2 separate regions of the Homo sapiens genome follow, and region 2 is linked to region 1. Evidence: chromatin loops called from intact Hi-C (ENCODE). Cell type or tissue: OCI-LY7. All regions are shown on one strand.

The links. Peaks named below come from ENCODE experiments on the same cell type or tissue, not always from the same donor. Only the 100,000 strongest peaks of a DNase experiment are listed, where the experiment ranks them.
Region 2: it touches region 1 in a loop (2.5-fold over the local background); 6 of 110 quality-filtered maps call a loop at or near these places.

What each region holds. Positions count from the first base shown.
Region 1 is chr17:44,069,788-44,072,287 of GRCh38, reverse strand. G6PC3 (glucose-6-phosphatase catalytic subunit 3) reads right to left here and starts at 1,553. Exons shown (of 6, transcript NM_138387.4): 1 at 1,105-1,553. The coding sequence starts at 1,322. RefSeq lists enhancers at 1-356, 857-906, 1,027-1,266, 1,284-2,210, 2,211-2,500. In OCI-LY7, no CTCF peak of the experiment used is centred here; DNase peaks (open chromatin) are centred at 1,117 and 1,537; H3K4me3 peaks cover 2,314 bases; H3K27ac peaks cover 2,205 bases.
Region 2 is chr17:44,328,056-44,330,555 of GRCh38, reverse strand. No RefSeq gene overlaps it. Among named protein-coding and RNA genes, the nearest start is that of SLC25A39, 4.5 kb to the right of the region's middle. In OCI-LY7, CTCF peaks have their summits at 1,179 and 1,422 (motif pointing right); DNase peaks (open chromatin) are centred at 1,405, 1,865 and 2,275; H3K4me3 peaks cover 1,150 bases; H3K27ac peaks cover 1,634 bases.

The sequences.
Region 1 (2,500 bases):
GACATTAATAGTGTCTGAAGGAGATTGTGATCTTTGGGGGACAAGGAATAGAGGGGGAGGCTTATACAGACTTTGAGAGAGGAGAGCACAAAGCAAAGGGCAATTAGGCAAGAAAGAAGTGAACAGATCACTGTGGTTCCCTTTACATAAGGATGAGGCCCTCGTGGAAAAGAGTGGAAGGGAGGGGAACTCTATGTTGTTTTTCAGCAAGTCATTCCAGCTCATTGAAATACCTCCTATGAGCCTCCCTTCCTTCCCCCAGGCTGAGGATCTGGCAACAGAGGCTGAGGTGAAGGGAGGTGTGGCTGCATGCCCAGCCCCAGGGGCCACAGGGCCTCCACCCATGTCCCTGGGATTCCTGGCTTCTAAGTCTCAGTGTGAAGAGTCTACTGGTGAATGAAAGAGAAAGAAGAGAAAGTGTTCCCTGGAAAGCAGTGCTTTAGCCCAAACTTTACTGCATACGCACAGGGAATCACCTGGGAACCTTGTTAAAATGCAGATTTTGATTCAGTAGCTCTGGCCCGGGGCCTGAGAGTCTGCGTTTTTAGCCAGTTTTCAAGTGCTGCCTATGCCGTTGGGCATGGTCCAGGGACCACACCTTAATCTGCAAGGTGTCTCTGTCCTTAGCAGCTACCGTGATGCCCAGCACAAAGCATGCTTCTGAAAAATTATAGCAAATGAATGAATACATGAATGAAAAAGTGAGTTGAGAGGTAGGACTCTCCACTACTTAAATCACCATATTTGTTAAAATATGAATTCCCATAAACCAAAAATAAAAAATAAAAAATAAATTCCCAACCCCTTGGAGTTTCTAAATTAGTAAGTGTGAGATGAGGATGGGATATTTACATTTTAGACACGCCCCTTAGGTGATTTTTCCATCAGACCAGTTTGAAGAACACTGGTCTAATGAGTAGGATGGTTGGACTCTGAGGTTTGAGTCCAAGCTGCACAAAGATGCTCAAGGGGAAAAAAAATCAGGGACTACAGAGTAGGGGTGGGAAGGCCCTTGAGACAGTTGCTGAAAGAGACCAGGGCTTACACATGACTCAGGGCCCTCGGGGGTGGGGACCAGGATGCCGGAGGGCTTCTCTGTCTCACCACTTGAAGATGAGGTTGAGCCACTCGGTGATGAGGCTGATCCAGAGCACCGCGATGCCCACACGGCGGGAGGCGTAGTAGGCCGCGGGGAAGTAGAACAGAAAGAGGATCTTGGGATCGCCCAGAAAGGTGATCCAGAGCCACACGTTCTCCAGCCAGGCTAGCTGGTTCTGTAGCGCCTCGGCTATCACGATGCCCGCGCCCAGCGTGGACTCCATGGCGGCCCAGCTGCCGACCAGGCCCCGGCTTGCTCCAGGGCGGAAACCAGAGTCCAGGCAACGAAGCAGCGTCGACCCTCTGATCTCCAAAGCCCACCCCTCTGAGCCCCAGGCCCCGCCCCGCCAGCGGTCACCACCAAGCCCCGCCCCCAGCAGTCCCCCGCTCCTGCAAGACCGGCCTCCAGCCGGTACTGTTTCCTCCTGCGCTCTCCTCCGGTTTTCCTCCCTACTGGGCAGCGCAGGGGACAAACCTTTGTAAAGGCGTTTCCTCAGGGCCCCACGTGGCCACTGTTGCAGGCACGTGGGCAGCCGGCTAGCGGCGGCACCAGTGCGGTTCCGGGTCAGGGGACTGACTAGCCGGCGGGCCGCGCGCGCTCCCAGCGTCCCTGCTCCGCTGATGCGAAGGCGGATATATAATCTCCAGGGCCGGGATTCTTTCCCCACCGGACCTCTCTTCTCCAGCACCAATACCCACCAAAAAAAAAAAAAAAAAAACAAACAGCAAAAAAATAAATAAATCTGAGATCCTTTGGAGAAAAGGCTGCAGACAGCCCCTCCTCCTGGGAGCTGAAGCGGGATCCTAAATTTGCATACACCCCTAATCAGTTCACTCCTTCCTCCCCAGCCTCAAGACTCCCCCTTTCTAATTCGCCTGCTATTAATCTGGAGGCTGACAGATAAGTCTCTTGATTTTGAGGGGTCTTCCCTAAAAAGGCGAATTCTCACATATAGCGCAAAGTCACACTTCCTTCCAGTTCTTCCCTTGCTTCCCCCACCCCCATCCTCCTGCCATCCAAAACCCTGCTTAGGCAGATGAAACCAAGAGATAGTAACAGTGTTGGTATGGGAAGAGGATTGGCACACACCCGCGACAGAGTTTGAAACAGTCATCTGGGGGAACTCACATAGAAAATAGAAATCTCAGCTATTCTAGGCGAGGTCCTGCCTAGAATACTGTTGAACAGTGTCTCCTTAGTTTCTTCCTACCTCAATCAACTTTGTTCTTGAAAAGTTTTTTTTTTTTTTTTTTTTTTGCCGGGCGCGGCGACTCACACCTGTAATCCCAGCACTTTGGGAGGCCGAGGCGGTCGGATCACAAGGTCAGGAGTTCCAGACCAGCCTGGCCAACATAGTTAAACCCCATCTCTACTAAAAATACAAAAATTAGCTGGGCGTGG
Region 2 (2,500 bases), 260 kb before region 1:
ATTTTGCTACACTGGCTTTTTTTTTTTTTTTTTTTTTGAGATAAGATCTTGCTCTGTCACCCAGGCTGGAGTGCAGTGGCACAATCACTGCTCACTGTAGCCTCCACCTCATGGGCTCAAGCAATCCTCCCACCTCAGCCTCCCAAGTAGCTGAGACTACAGGTGCACAACACCACACCCAGTTAATTTTTTTTTTGTTTTTTATAAGAGACAGGGTCTCCCTATGTTGCCCAGGCTGGTCTCAAACTCCTGGGCTCAAGCGATCCTCCTGCTGCCTCAGCCTCCATTACAGGCATGAGCTACCATGCCTGGCTTCTTTTTTTGCTGAGCCATTTAGGACTAAGTTACAGACATCACAACACTTTATTCATCCCTAAACACTACAGTATGTGTTTCCTAAGAACAGGGCATTCTCCTACAAAATCACAGTATTGTTATCACTCCAGAAATTTTAACACTGATAAAGTAATATTGGCCAGGTGCTGTGGCTCACGCCTATAATTCCAGCACTTTGGGAGGCCGAGGTGGGTGGATCACCTGAAGTCAGTAGTTCAAGACCAGCCCGGCCTACATTGCAAAACCCTGTCTCTACTGAGAATACAAAAATTGGCCAGGCATGGTGGTGCATACCTGTAATCCCAGCTACTCGGGAGGCTGAGACAGGAGAATTGCTTGAACCTGGGAGGCCAGGCATGGTGGCTCATGCCTGAAATCCCAGCACTTTGGGAGGCCAAGGTGGGTGGATCACCTGAGGTCAGGAGTTTGAGACCAGCCTGGCCAACATGGAAAACCCGGTCTCTCCAAAAATAAATAAATAAATAAATAAATAAATAAATAAATAAATAAATAAACAAAAAAAAATTAGCCGGGCATTGTGGTACAGAGCAAGACTTCGTCTCAAAAAAAAAAAAGAGTAATTAGCATACAGACCTTATTCCCTTTTCTCCACTTGTTCCAATAAAGTCCTCCATCACTCCCCTACTCCTTTCCACCCTCAGAATCCATTAAAGATCAGACTACAGGCCGGGCGCGGTGGCTCACGCCTGTAATTCCAGCACTTTGGGAGGCCGAGGCAGGTGGATCATGAGGTCAGGAGATCGAGACCATCCTGGCTAACAAGGTGAAACCCCGTCTCTACTAAAAATACAAAAAATTAGCCGGGCGCGGTGGCGGGCGCCTGTAGTCCCAGCTACTCGGGAGGCTGAGGCAGGAGAATGGCGTGAACCCGGGAAGCGGAGCTTGCAGTGAGCCGAGATTGCGCCACTGCAGTCTGCAGTCCAGCCTGGGCGACAGAGCGAGACTCCGTCTCAAAAAAAAAAAAAAAAAAAAAAAAAAGATCAGACTACATTTGCTATGGGCCTGGGATTTGGACTTTTCCTCTGGGCAGTAGGGGGCCTCAGTGGTTCTGCAGCCCTGGGCCCTGCTTTGGGAGACTACTCTAGATGCAGACAGTGCTGGCCCTGGACTCAGAGGTGCTGGTGGGGTCCCATCCATGGGTGAAGCCCTTGAGTCCTCCATCAGCCCCAGAGATGTCTTCCTAGGCCCTGGGGGTTCAAGCTGGAGGGGACACTGCCCCTGTCCCAGGGCTTGCCTTGGACAAATTCAGCCTTGTAATAAACTGGCCCCTTGGGTATCAGGTGAGGACTGGTCCTTCAGTCTCCACAACCACCCCTGCAGCTGGTACTTTCTTCTCCCCTTTTACAGTTAAAAAGGGAGAGTTTCTGCTTTTCCATCTGTGCGAGGAAGCTGCAGATGGCCACATGGGGCCACATGTTGCCTCTGGAAGGACCACTGGGTGCATAACCAATGTAAACCTTGCCTGAGTCAGCCAGGCCAGTGGCCACCTCTGCAGCCTTCCAGGCTTGCTCCTCGAGGGTGGGCGTGTTGAGTCAGGGCTCCATAGCTTCTGGAGCATGTCAAAGCTCCTCCTCCACCCTGAACTGCCACGGTCATTCTTGGGAGAGACTTCACGAGGTCCCGAGGTGTCCCATCACCCATGGATAACCTCTCCAGCGGCCACTGCTTTGGTCACACCCATGAGGCCTCATGGTTCTCTAAGCTTCAAAGCATTTACATTCTGGAGAAGGTAAGGACTGTGATCCACGCGGCTCTGGGCCCCTGGCAGGTCTCACAGAACTGTTTATTGACTCTTCATGTAGCTTTCAGAGACATGATATTAAGAATCTGTACGTTAGGCAGAGCAGGTGATATCGTCCTTATTTTCAGATGAGGAAACAGGTGTATCCACAAATCTCTAAGGATCCTATTTAAGAGCATCACAAAAAGAAAACCAGAAATGGAGTGCAAGGCCCTCAATGTACTGTTGGGGAAACAGGCTCAGAGGTCCCCAGGTTTGATTCCTGGCTGTGCTACTTTGCACTGGTGACCTTCGTTCTGGGTATAAGAAGTTATTATTATCCATCACTGCATACTGGAGGCAGAGGTGGGGCCAGAATCTGGGGAACTTTCCATGCCACAGGTTCTAGAGAGCAATTAACAA